Regions from separate parts of the Homo sapiens genome. Here region 2 is linked to region 1. Evidence: chromatin contacts called from ENCODE Hi-C or POLR2A ChIA-PET data. All regions are on one chromosome and are shown on one strand. The core of a region is the stretch at or near the end of the contact, and the rest is flanking DNA. Distances in the headings are between cores, read along the strand shown.

Region 1 (6,635 bases), core at 1,376-3,875:
TCCTTAACAGGACGCTTGACCTAGAAAGTGAATCACAGAAATACATTCAAGAAAACAGTAGCCCAGATTTTACCAAATTCTTTGAAGATAAAGAATGGCTGTGGAAACCAGCATTTTTGTTTTTTTTTGCATTGCTGTAAAGAAATGCCCAAGGCTAGGTAATTTATAAAGAAAGAGGTTTAATTGGCTTATGGTTCTGGAGGCTTTACAGGAAGCATGGTGCTGGCATCAGTTTCTGGTGAGGTCTCTAGAAGCTTACAATCATGGCGGAAGGTGATGGGGAGCCAGCATGTCACATGGCAAGAGTGGGAGCAAGAGAGAAATAGAAGAGGTCACAGACTCTTAAAACAACCACATCTCAAGTGAACTGAGTGAAAACTCACTTATCACCAAGGGGATGGTGCTAAGCCATTCATGAGAATTCTGCCCCCATGATCCAATCACCTCCCACGAGGTCCCATCTACGACACTGGGAATCAAATTTCAGCATGAGATTTGGAGGGAACAAACATCCAAACCATATCACCTACTTAACAGACATTTTCATCACATGAACTAGTTGAACAAGGATCTTCAGGCCCTGGAGAAAATCGTTTTACTTCGAGTGACAAGATTTTTGGGTTTAAATAAATATTGAATCTTTGGAAAAGTTATATTGCAAAAAGGGATCTTGAAATGTTTCCACTGCTGCTTGGACTTTAGAATAAGGAAGTCTCAAGTCTTACCGAAAACCACCGTGGGGAATTGCAGAACAAAACCGAACAATATTTTCCTTCCCCTGGAACACAACTGTATAACTACGTGAGGAACCCTTTCCTTGAATCTTCTCAGCCTGAGCACCTGGCTTTGAGAAAAGAGGAAGAACTTTGTGAATGTATGACTGTAGATATAAGATGAAATGTACTTATTTGTGTTTCTCCTTCTTTTTTTTTTTTTTTTTTTTTTTGAGACGGAGTCTTGCTCTGTTGCCCAGGCTGGAATGCAGTGGCGCAATCTTGGCTCACTGCAATCTCCGCCTCCCGGGTTCAAGCGATTCTCCTGCCTCAGCCTCCCAAATAGCTAGGATTACAGGCGCCCGCCACCACGCCCGGCTAAGTTTTGTATTTTTAGTAGAGACAGGGTTTCACCATGTTGGCCAGGCTGGTCTTGAACTCCTGACCACAGGTGATCTGCCTGCCTCAGCCTCCCAAAATGCTGGGATTACAGGCGTCAGCCACAGCACCTGGCCTGATCTGTGCTTCTACAAGTTTTGGATTTCTGAGAAAGAAGAGCAGCTTGACATTTTTAAGAAAGTAATAAACATTTTGACATACTTTAAAACTTCTTGTTCAAGCAAGCTTTTTCTCACTAAGTTTTAAGAGTAAAGACAAAAATCATCTCATTTCAGTTGAAAATGCAATCTGTGTGTGACAATCTCAAGTTCAATTCAGAATTGAGCAAATACACAGCAAAAGATAAGCAAAGGTTTCATACTAAATAGGTAATTTTCATTTTTTGTTTCAAAAATAATACACTTATATAGGCCCATAAAAAGACCAACATTCGTTAAAATCAAATTGCAGCATTTACTAAACTAAAAGAAAAAGAACAAGTAAAGTTTCCTCTCTCACTTATTTTGTTTTTTGTTTGTTTTGAGACCAAGCCTTGCTCTGTCGTCCAGGCTGGAGTGCAGTGGCGTGATCTCGGCTCACGGCAACCTCCGCCTCCCGGGTTCAAGCGATTCTCCTGCCTCAGCCTCCCGAGTAGCTGCGATTACAGGCGTGTGCCACCATGCCCGGCTGATTTTTGTATTTTTAGTAGAGAAGGGGTTTCACCGTATTGGCCAGGCTGGTCTCGAACTCCTGATCTCAAGTGATCCATCTGCCTTGGCCTCCCAAAGTGCTGGGATTACAGGCGTGAGCCACCACGCCCCGCCTACAAAGGTATTTTAAAATCCCATTTACAATAACCCTCTGAATTAGATAGGTACCAAGTTCCACCCTCTTCTAAACACGAGATCAAATATCAAGGTAAGGTCTCAGAGGGTTTGGGTGTAAAAGACTCCAACCAAATTTAATAAATGGGAAGTCATTACCTTTATTTGTGAGAGAAGCTTTGGAGAATGTGGGGGAAGCTGATGTCAAATATAAAGGGCTTAAAGAGAGAAGAGGGAGAGGAGCTTTCAGCACAGTCCAGTTCACAGCCCGTCGGTGCTCAAAACATACTTGAATACCTGGTACAAAAGATAAAAATGATGGTTTGGTTTTCTATAAGACAGCATAGTTTCTTTAAAATTACACACACACATGCATTGCTTTTCTTCCTTTAATTAGTTGAGACCATAGGACAAAAGAAGAGGCATAGTTGAGCGCGTAATGGTGCGAAAATCAAAAGGTTGGGAAGAAACAAGAAACTCAGATAAACGCTTCCGTCGGCTGTGACAGGTTCTGAGGCGCCCAGATCTACTGGACATAGCGCGGCTCAGAAGCCTCAGAGACCTGTCCGCACAGTTCCTGAAGTTAGCAACAAATTAGTGAGTGCTGTTGCGGGCCATTTTGCAGCCAGAGAAGCAAATGCGCAAATGCGCCCAGCCAGTCAGCACGGACTTCAAGAACCAACTTCATTCCTTGCAAGGTGCTTTAGTTCTGGCCGTTAGGGCGGCAACCAAACAGAAACCTGCCCCGCCTCTGGGAGAGAAGGCGGATCCCTAACGCCAGCTATCTCCAAGAGCAACATTGCCGCAGCACTTCCGGGACGTCGTGCTGCAAAGGACGCCGCTGTTATACGTCACTTCCACGGCTCAGCGTCAGGCAAGTTGGCCTCTCTGTTGTAAATTAGTGGTTAAGGTTATCTATTATTGCCACTTTTCCAGCGCTAAAGGCTGTTTTGGAACCAGTGTTGCTTGTTCCGCGGGTGATTGGCTTTTTTTTTTGGCAAACCAGTTATTCAAGTTTCTGGTCTTTAAAAAACTCTGTGGCGGTACGGTAACCGAGGAGGTTCCAGCGCGGCGGAAGTACCCCGCGGGTGGGTGTGTGCGCAAGGCCAGGGCCAGAGGGGCACGTGGCGCCGGTGAGTGGCCGTAGAAGCCGGAGGATTTGAAAATGCTGGACGTGGAACCCAACTGCCGGAGGGAGGGAGGAAGGAAGGGGATGCGGTGCGAAGACCTTGCTGTCTGTAGGGGGAGGAGATACTAATCATGGGGCGGCAAGGGTGGTGTGTGGTCGGTCGGCGCTCACGAGACCATGGAGAAGTAAACTCTTCACCCATCAGGTTGGTGGTCACTGGCTGTCTGACCGTGGGTGAGGTGACAGGGCTGCTTTTGTCTCCTTTATGGTGTTCTCACCGCAGCTCCGAGGGGTTGGAGTATACTCAGAGGCTACAGTGATCAGAAGACATAGGTCGTTTTTTTTTCATCAGGGAGGAGAGAGAATGTCTTTTCGAGGCGGAGGTCGTGGAGGCTTTAATCGAGGTGGTGGAGGTGGCGGCTTCAACCGAGGTGGCAGCAGCAACCACTTCCGAGGTGGAGGCGGCGGTGGAGGCGGCGGCAATTTCAGAGGCGGCGGCAGGGGAGGATTTGGACGAGGGGGTGGCCGCGGAGGCTTTAACAAAGGCCAAGACCAAGGACCTCCAGAACGTGTAGTCTGTATGCAGTCTTCAGTATTTAGCTTATTTGAAGGAGTAGGTGTGGGTTGGGGGTTTGTGTTGTTAGGCAGCAAGTTTGGGATACACAAGCCTGTGTGGAGAATGTAGCATGTAAGGGTGGAGTGGGGAGATCAAGAAAGCTGAGGGATACTTAGAATGCATCTTGGAGGTGGAACTTGAGGGTTGACAGGAAGATATTAAATAGGTAATCGTGAGTACTTATGCCTAATTCCCCGATTTTACAGATGAGAAAACTATGATTTAGAGTTAAGTTTTTTTGCTGGGGTCATAAGGTTAGTGATAAGTGATCAATTAGTGATATAGCTGAAATACAGGCTGGGTGCGGTGGCTCACGCCTGTAATCCCAACACTTTGGGAAGCTAAGACGGGAGGATCTTTTGAAGCCGGGAGTTAGAGACCAGCCTGGATAATAAAGCAGGAGACCCTGTCTGTACAGAAAAGAAAGAAATACAAAGCCAAGTATTCTGACTCCAAAGCCCATGCTTTCTGTTACTACTCAAAAGTAGATAAGTGAGAAAACAATTTGCTTGAGAGGGAAACTGCCAGAGAGGAAATCTAGAAAAACACCTATTTAGGGTAGTTTTAGAGTAATTAACAATGAGATGGGAATGGAAGTCACAGAAAGTGAAACTTACTACATTAAAGAGGAGAGAGGGTGAGTAGTGTCTAACTAAGAATGGCTTGGATGAGTATGCAGGATGGTTTGAAAGGAGCAGTTTCTAGAATAAAAGGTCCCAGCCCACAAGCTGTTGTACCAGTCCATACATGAGACCTTGAGAGCCTGAATCAGGATGGTGACAGTGAGGAAAAAAAAGGAAGGGTTAGATAGGAGAGAGATTTCAAAGGAAACAAAATCGGTAGAACTTAGCTAATGCTGATAATAAAGGGTTCCAGGTTTTGAGCTTGGGTGATAGGAATGAAGACTTGGTTTTGCAGGAATGTGGTATTTTAGTTTGGGGTGACAGTCTAGTTAGAAATAAAGGTAGTTATTTTGAGATTCCAGATGTCCTTGAAAACAATGAATCATTGTTAAAGAGGTGGTAGTGGGAATGGAAAAGTTCTAAGGCAAGAGAAAAAAAAAAAGAATGAAGGCTGATTCTGTTAGGCATTGAAGAAAAGGGAGAACCAAGAGAATGAAGCAGAGTTTTGAATCAGATAATAAGTTGTAATAACATAACTGTTACAGGTTGAATGGTGTCAGTGTGCCAGGCACTGTTCTAAGCACTTGACATTTGTTATTCCATTGAGTGCTTACATTACTGTATATTAGGTATAGCTATACATTATATGTTATTAGTGCATACTAAAAATGAGACACTGAATTAGAGAGAGGGTGGGTAACTTCTCCTAGGTCAAATAGCTAGTGTGTTGTGGAGTTGGTATACCAGCCCAGGAAGTCCTAAGACTGTGGTCTTCTGCCTCAGAGGAGAGCAGTTATGGTGAAGTCCCAGGTAGCCAAAAAGAAAGCTTCCAGAAGCAGTTGGTCAGTATCGTTTGAAATAGTTCTATGTTTTAACATTTTCTTGTCCTGTTTCAGTATTAGGAGAGTTCCTGCATCCCTGTGAAGATGACATAGTTTGTAAATGTACCACAGATGAAAATAAGGTGCCTTATTTCAATGCTCCTGTTTACTTAGAAAACAAAGAACAAATTGGAAAAGTGGATGAAATATTTGGACAACTCAGAGATTTTGTATCCTTTTTCATTGGAAGGCCTGATAATATTCAAAGGTTGCTATTTGCATTTTTCTGAGGAGGCAGTTAAGTATAAATTAAAGTTGTTGCTTCATTAAATTAGACAGGATTGCTACAGATTGGACCATGAAGGAGAATCAAGGGGAGAATGTATTCATCCATAGATATTAAAATGACAGACCCTAGAACGGTGACTTTTTTTTTGGAAAATTCTATTAATGATGGCCATTTGGATAAGTACTACAGGATTAAGTTGGCTGATTTGGATGTAGTGGTGCCACTGGAAATGTAGAATTAGAAGTTGTTTGGTGCCCCCACTACTCTGGAAACTCCTTCCTTCCTTTCTCTCTCTCTCTTTTTCTCTTTCTCTCTTTCTTTCTTTCTCTCTCTTTCTCTCTCTCTTTCTTTCTCTCTCTTGCTCTTTCCCTGCCTTCTTCCCTCCCTCCCTTCCTCCCTTCCTTCCTTTCTTTTTTCCTTTTTTTTTTTTTTTTTGACAGAGACTCACTCTGTTGCCCAGGGTGGAGTGCAGTGGCACGATCTCATCTCACTACAACCTCCGCCTCCTGGGTTCGAGCAATTCTCGTGCCTCAGCCTTTCAAGTAGCTGAGATTACAGGTGAGCGCCACCATGCCCGGCTGATTTTTGTATTTTTGGTGGAGGTGGGGTTTCACCATGTTGGCCAGGATGGTCTCAAACTCCTGGCCTCAAGTGATCCATCCGCCTTGGCCCCCCGAAGTGCTGGGTTTGCAGGTGTGAGCCACCACGCCCAGCCCCTGGAAATTCATTTCTTATCTTTCCTATATATATCCATACATTCTAACCTTGTTTTTGAAATTATACATGAATTCAGAACATTTGATATCATCTTTCATCTTAATTGCTCATTTGTTCCTTAATGAAAATAATAGTATTTTTCAGTTAAGTTGTCAGAAAACATGAAGGCTTCATCCTTTAAAAAACTACAGAAGGTGAGTCAAACTTATGATACTTGGGATCCTTGGTTTTATAAGGGAACGACCTATCTTAGGAAAGTCCTACTTGGAGCACTTGAGACTTTCCCAACATATCACTAGTAAAGCTCTTAAATTGAAATGTTCCATGCTATAAATATTGAACACACTAATCTTTAAAAGTGATTTATTTGATACAGCCTTTAGAAAGTAAAAATTACAACTTTTGCTCATATTACCAAAATCTGTAAACTGCTAGAGTAAGAGTTTTTTGTTTATGTAAAACTCTCTTATTGAAAAGCTTTCATGACCAAACATTCTAGGTAGAATCTTAATTTGTAAAACTTAC
Region 2 (6,622 bases), core at 3,498-5,997, 1.7 Mb before region 1:
GAAGACAAAGAATAAAAAATAAACACATAAGTTTAAAGCAATCTGGAGTTTTTTTTAAGGCAAGTATGTTATAGAAAATTCAAGAAGTTATGATTACTCAAAAATTTTGAGCTATTTATTAACATTTATCAAAAGCTATTCTTTTCATTGCAGAAAATCAGCATATTTAAGTCAGTAGTTACAGTCATACTCTGTGACTGTAATAGGCCAGTTATTTAGCATTTAGGCAAACAAACATAAAGGAAAAGTGTCCTTCAGAGATTTTCTCTCTTCTTTATTGTTAACCCACTTGGTAAGCAAACTAATTTAAAAAGTATTATCAGAGTCAAGTAAAGGAATCTGTAACAAGAAGCCAGGGAGGAGGACCAAGCTTGGCCTAAACGATAAAGGGTTTGTAAAAGCACTTTGTATGCAAAGAATCATATATATGATGATAATGATCATCATCATCACAGTCAAAACAGCAGGATAAGAAATGTCAACTAGGCCCTTCCAGAAAGTGGTTATTGCAGAAACAACACACAAGCATCTTATGTTAACAAGAAAAGGTCAAAATGAGGAAAACAGCAAAGCCATGGTGAAAAGGTAAGCAGTTTGGGGAAACAGCCCCAAGTGATGTGAAAACAAGAGTGTTTTCTAGATGTGGACGTTTAAGTGTGGTGCATATGAGCAGACAAACTCTGCGAGCTAAAGATATGGGACTTAATGTCTGAGGAGATAACACGAAAATACTGTGAGCAGCAGCCAAAGAGCAAGGAAAACACCTTGCCTTCTGGAAAAGGGTTTAAAGAGAGAGCCTTAGGACTTCCGTCAGGGGCTATCAGGTTACATCACGTTGAAGTGTATGTGCAATGTCTGAGAGAACTACCCTTCCTTGTTATAAATGGAACAGCCGGCTTCCTCTGTGAACAGAAACTCCAGAGACCACTGCCCTGCATTTGCCCAGGATGGAATTATCCCGAGCAGCACTTATGGGGCTCGAGGAGGGCAGGGAGCTGCTGCCTAAAAGGAACGGAATGGGATGGGATGGGACAGGAGGAGACGAGCATCCGAATTGTGCTCCCACTGGCCTGCTGTGGACAACCTAAATCCAGGAGGCTAAATTTAAAGAAGCAATTTATAATCCATTTTAGGTTGTAAGGCTTCAAATAAAGATCTATGTCCACATATAATTCCATGCGCACACCTATACTATCTGTTAGGGACAAAAAGTATCTACTGACAATGCAAGTATCCAAATTTATATATTGGAAATGAGCTATCCAAATAGATCAGAGATCAATAGACACAACTGAATGAATATGAGGGCAAGAACAGTAGTAGTAAGTAGAAACAGTGGTGAGACTTGATCAAGAGAAGTTACTCAGATATAATTCGGTTTAATACTGGGAAGCTACCCGCTCTCTCAGTGGCTATGGTGAGTCCATGTCATTCTTCTGCTATGTAACCTTGAGAAAATTTCTTTTTAAGTGTTAATTTTAAGATGGTTCACATTATTGGTCTTGCTAAATACAAGTGTGCTAATAACCCAAGAATTGGTAACTCTGAGCTCTATCTCAAAAATAAATAGTAGCTGATGCCACAGAATAGATAATTGCTATCAAAACAGTAGGATGAAGCTGAGTCCTAATCAGACTGGAAGAGGTTAAAGAGAGAAAGAATAAGATAGTTGTGTAGCTGCTGCTGTAGAAATAGATAAGACTAACCTCTCTCTGCTTCTGGCATTTACAGCATGAGAAAAAAGAATCTGTAATGGAAAATGTTGAAAGATACACTGAAGCTTTTCAAAACATCAGAGCAGTGAGACCTTGAAATTCATTTACTTCAATCCTTGCATTTTACCAATAAGGAAACTGAGGCCCAGAGAGGTTAAAAGGTCTGCCTATAATGTAACACATACACACACACACACACACACACACACACACACACACACACGGCTGTAAGGCAGGCCTGCGGTCTGAAGGCTGCAGTGCCCCTTCCTCTTTACTGCTTTCTTCCCTCTACTGAGGAGCAGTTATGGAAAGCTATTTTTGTAGAGACAATTGAGGTCCCTGACAATGACAGAAGGAAAATAAATGGTGGTTTCAATTCCAAGTTAAGCTATAGGCTCACTGCTGTGCTCCCGCCCAGGCAAGATTTTGACTCTGAGGTAAAATAAGAGAGTCAAATCTGATCAAGGTAGCTGTGTGGGAGTTGGCTTGGAACTCAAACAGTGAAAAGGGCAGGGGGACATGAGCTGGACTCAGCTGACAGGAAAGAGAAACAGTAAGCAAGAAAAAAGGGTGCAGGCCAGGCACAGTGGCTCACACCTGTAATCCCAGCACTTTGGGAGGCCGAGGTGAGAGGACTGCTTGAACCCAGGAGTTCAAGACCAGCCTGGGCAACACGGTGAAACTCCATCTCTACAAAAAAATAGAAAAGTTAGCTGGGCGTGGTGGCACATGCCTGTGGTCCCAGCTACTTGACAGGCTGGGGTGGGAGGACTGCTTGCGCCCAGGAGGTAGAGGCTGCAGCAAGCTGTGATTGCACCACTGTACCCCAACCTAGGCAACAGAGCAAGACTGTCTCAAACAAAAAGAAGGGACCAAAGAGCCCTCCGAGTCCACTTCTGAACCACACTAGAGTACAGTACACCCCAATTAACCCTCATGATGGCCACACACATAAAATCCAACTTGAGAGCTGTTTGCCCTGAGGGCTGTCAAGAGTCTTACTTCAGGGCAAAGTGGAACAGTATGTGGTGGGAGCCTGGATTCTGGGGCCTGGTGAACCTGGGTGTGAATCTTGGCTTTGCTTCTCACTGGCTGTGTGCCCTGTGTGTTTTCACATCCCTGTCTCTCAGTTTCCTGTAAGGTAAGGATAATAGGATCTGCTTCAGCAAGTTGTGGAGAGGATTCAATAAGTTAGTATTAGAGTGCCAAGAACAGTGCTGGGCACATCATAAGCACTGTGTAAGTGCCCACAAGTAAAGAGACTGGTCACATTCTATAGCTTCAAGCCCACAAGATGCCAAAGGTGGCAACGTGTGACACAGAGTGCCCTCACTGTGAGACATCACTGTACACAATTCACATTCACACATCCTCTTTTCTGTGAAGAGGTTAGCCTTTTCATCTGATAAGCAATTAAGGTTCTTTCTTTGATTTTATTTCTTTTGTTTCTCCTCATTAGAATCAACCCATGTAAAACATTTAGAAAATCTAAACAAAAATTACCTAATACTGCCACCCAGAAAAAAACTTAGAGATAAATTTCTTCCTAATTTTTCTCCATTATACCTTCACATATAAACATTTTTTAAAAAAAACCCTGATATTATTTTATAATCTAATTTACTCGACATGTTGTAAATATTTTACCGTGATTAAATATTTTAACAGAATTTTTAATGGTTGCACGGTTTAACTATAGTGTAATTTACCACTTGTTAGCATCTTTATGACAAGATTCAACCTCCACCTTTCTATTCCCACCATTTGCACATCCCAAAAGAAAATGAAAGCATAACAAAGCTTTTGACAGCCACCCCCAAACAGGTGTTCTTCAGTAACTTTCTTCCCAGCTGGGCTACGCCACAGTGCTCAGAAAATGGCTCCTAGAAAAGCCTCTCCATTTGAGCTACAGCTTCTGCAGTACAAGGTTCTGTAAGGGCAGCTCTTGCAGCCGGCTGAGTGTCACCACTCCAGGAATGTCTGACCTTTCCCAGGGCTTTGATCAAACGACCTCCTGCTGAGCAGAACTGGCCAGAGAGAAGCTTTGCGGGGAGGGGGAGGAAGAGCAGGGAGGGGATCAGGGTGGGCGTGAAGGGTCCCAGCAATGGGCAGCTCGCCAGCCTCTGCAGGGTGACTGGAAAGGTCTGACTGGAAGAATCTTAGAGATCACCTCCCAAGTCCCCATTTTAGAGATAAGAAAACCAAGGCTCAGGAAGATAACAGGACTTAATTAGCACTTGTGAAATATAACTTAATATTAGCAGTGATAACAGCCACAATTACTATTACTAGCATTTGGGGCAGTCATTATGAGCCAAGTACTATGCTAAATAAATGTTCAGTCCCAATGACTACTCTGTGAGATTGCTATCATTATTTCCATTTTAGGGAGTAGGGAGTGGGGAGTGACGAGGCTTAGACTAAATGAGTTGCATAAGATCCCACAGCTAACAAGTAGTAGAGGTAGGAGTCAAATCCAGATCTTTCACCAAAGTCCATGATCCTTTTAAGCATACCACAAGAACAAATAATTATTTTTATTTCCATTGCATTGTTTTCTAAAAGATGAGCTTATTAATACTTACTGCTAACTTGGAAGGTGGCAAAGAATTCATGCTTTCATCTCTAGTCATCTTTTCACAAATCTACATTTCTGCATTTGCTAAACAGTGACATAAAAATACTCAACAGATCGATTTGTCAACAGTCAAGTTCCATACATTTTATACAAAAATGATTTTGAGTGCGAAACTTAGGCTTAATGCGAACTGTGAATTGTCATGCTATAGTTAAACTAACATGAAGGTAAAAGACTGCATAAAACACTATACACCCAATGAATGACATGTGAAAAGACATTACTTCTAAATATCTATGTAAGGCCACCTCAGGTTTAGAAAGGCCTTAGGCCAGGGACTCTCCCAAGTACATAATTACAATGCTTCTCTTAGATGATTGTCAGGTAGAAGACAGAGATTTCAAATAGTTTGTTTACCTATTTTTTTTAAAGGCTCTTTCTCAGTATGACTCATGTGAACAATTTAAACAAACAGCTGTGGCAGGAGATGGCCACTGCAGCCTGCTCGAGTAGGTAAAATGTACTGAACCTGTGTGGTTAATTAGATCAATCTTGACTCATTTTCTTTAATGAGACAGTATAACACACAACGTCCACCAGACCTGTTTTCTGGGTTTTGTTTTACATAATTTGTTGTTACGGTCTAATCTATTCTTGAGCTTCTTTTTGGTTAAAGCACCAACTTTCTAACTATTTTTTTTTCAAACAAAGATTTTTTTGTGTATATTCAACATCATGCATCCTTGTGAGGGAACTATACCGCACAGTACATGATTTGTGATGAAATACAGTCAAGCAACTTACACCAAAGAAAAACACATGAAAATAAGATTTTTTAAAAAACATTTTTTTTCAATTTCTTTGCCTTTCAAGCAGGTCAGCTATACAGATTATAAGTGTAGAACTGAAAGCTAACTCCCACATACGAGATAAAAGTTCAACATCAGGTGATGGAAAATCACATATTGAGGAGAAAAGTCAGTCCTTGGGTTCTAAATCATTTGTCTTTGTTTTCTGTTAAAATGGGGAAATTTTCTATCTTTTTTCCTTTCATTTAGAATAGATAATTTCTATTCCTGATCACCTTTAAATGCACACACTGAGGTTTTGTTTTCACTGACTAAACCCTAGGGATATGACTAATTCTCATCATAAATTTTCATTCAAGAAATTTCTGAGTCCATATTACATATTGAACCTAATAATAGAGTTCAGATTTATGATGCTCAAAATGTCATGTAAGAGTATTATGGTAATGTACAAAATGAAATACTGAGAATCACCACACTTTTCAGGAAGTCCCACTGTAAGGCAAAAGATTAAAATAAAAAACCCTCAATAAAAGGTGTGAAGGTCTTTGCCAGTTTCAGGATGTGGCCTGTTTGGGAGTATGTTGAATGATCTGCCCCATCACGATAGCCTTCATTACAAAAAGAAACACATATGTACCTGTGCATTTGGTAGCCTCAAGTCTTTCCTATAAGGCGGCCTAAAAGTTTGACTTAGTAAACTGGTGGTTCTCCAACTTTTGGTTTCAGCATCCATTTATAATCTTGAAAATTACTGAGGACACCCAGGGAGCTTTTGTTTATATGGATTATATCTATCAATATTTATCATATTGGAAACTGAAACTGAGAAAATTAAAAAATATTTATTAATTTGCTTAAAAAACAATCTGTTTAAATTGTTACATGTGAACATAAATATTTTTATAGGAAGTTGTACCATTATATGTGTATATTTTATATATGTGTGTGTGTGTGTGTGTGTGTGTGTGTGTGTGTGTGTATGTATGTATATATTTAAAAGAAGGGTCTCACTCTGACACCCAGGCTGGAGTGCAGTGGTGTGATCACGGCTCAATGTAGCCTTGAACTCCTGGGCTCAAGGAACCCTCCTGCCTCAACCTCCCAAGAAGCTGGGACTACAGGTATGTGCCACCACCCCCAGATAATTCTTTATATTTTGTAGAGATGGGGTCTCGCTTTGTTGCCCAGGCTGGTCTCAAACTCCTGGACTCAAGCAGTCCTCCTGCCTCAGCCTCCCAAAGTACTAGGATTATGTGCATGAGCTACTGTGTCCAGCCACCATTTTATGTTTTTGAAAACCTCTTTAACATCTGGCTTAATAGAAGACAACTAAATTTTCATGTCTGCTTCTGCATAAAATTTGCTGTGAAGTATATGTAGAAATTCTAGCCTCACACAGATATATAACTGGAAAGGAAAGAATTATTTTAATAGCTTTTTAAGATAATTATGAATATTCTTCTTTGATACAATGGACAAAGCAGTAATTTTTTAAAGGTCAGCTGCAATGTGGAATC

Evidence for each region. A loop is a pair of places that touch in the nucleus more often than their neighbours do. ChIA-PET counts read pairs that join two places held with the same protein, here RNA polymerase II (POLR2A). Pooled maps may share reads with other maps.
Region 2: a loop to region 1 is called in a pooled map, with 2.7 times the contacts of the local background. The contact joins the enhancer-like site here to the promoter of GAR1-DT in region 1. A Hi-C loop is called at or near these places in 4 of 50 pooled maps. POLR2A ChIA-PET finds 5 or more read pairs at or near these places in 2 of 52 experiments (activated naive CD4-positive, alpha-beta T cell and common myeloid progenitor, CD34-positive).

What each region holds. Positions count from the first base shown.
Region 1 is chr4:109,812,757-109,819,391 of GRCh38, forward strand. GAR1-DT (GAR1 divergent transcript) reads right to left here and starts at 2,626. Exons shown (of 2, transcript NR_186620.1): 1 at 2,075-2,626; 2 at 163-844. GAR1 (GAR1 ribonucleoprotein) reads left to right here and starts at 3,006. Exons shown (of 7, transcript NM_018983.4): 1 at 3,006-3,048; 2 at 3,397-3,622; 3 at 5,180-5,334; 4 at 6,245-6,304. The coding sequence starts at 3,409. RefSeq lists enhancers at 2,382-2,481, 2,652-3,051, 3,062-3,111, 3,462-3,511, 3,682-3,751.
Region 2 is chr4:108,113,949-108,120,570 of GRCh38, forward strand. All of the region lies in intron 3 of LEF1 (lymphoid enhancer binding factor 1), which reads right to left. Among named protein-coding and RNA genes, the nearest start is that of LEF1-AS1, 50 kb to the right of the region's middle. RefSeq lists enhancers at 2,671-2,830, 3,425-3,934, 4,502-4,781 and a silencer at 3,021-3,090. Within about 2 kb of position 4,748, at least 5 of the 41 ENCODE cell types and tissues checked have a DNase peak (open chromatin) inside an H3K27ac peak, as active enhancers do.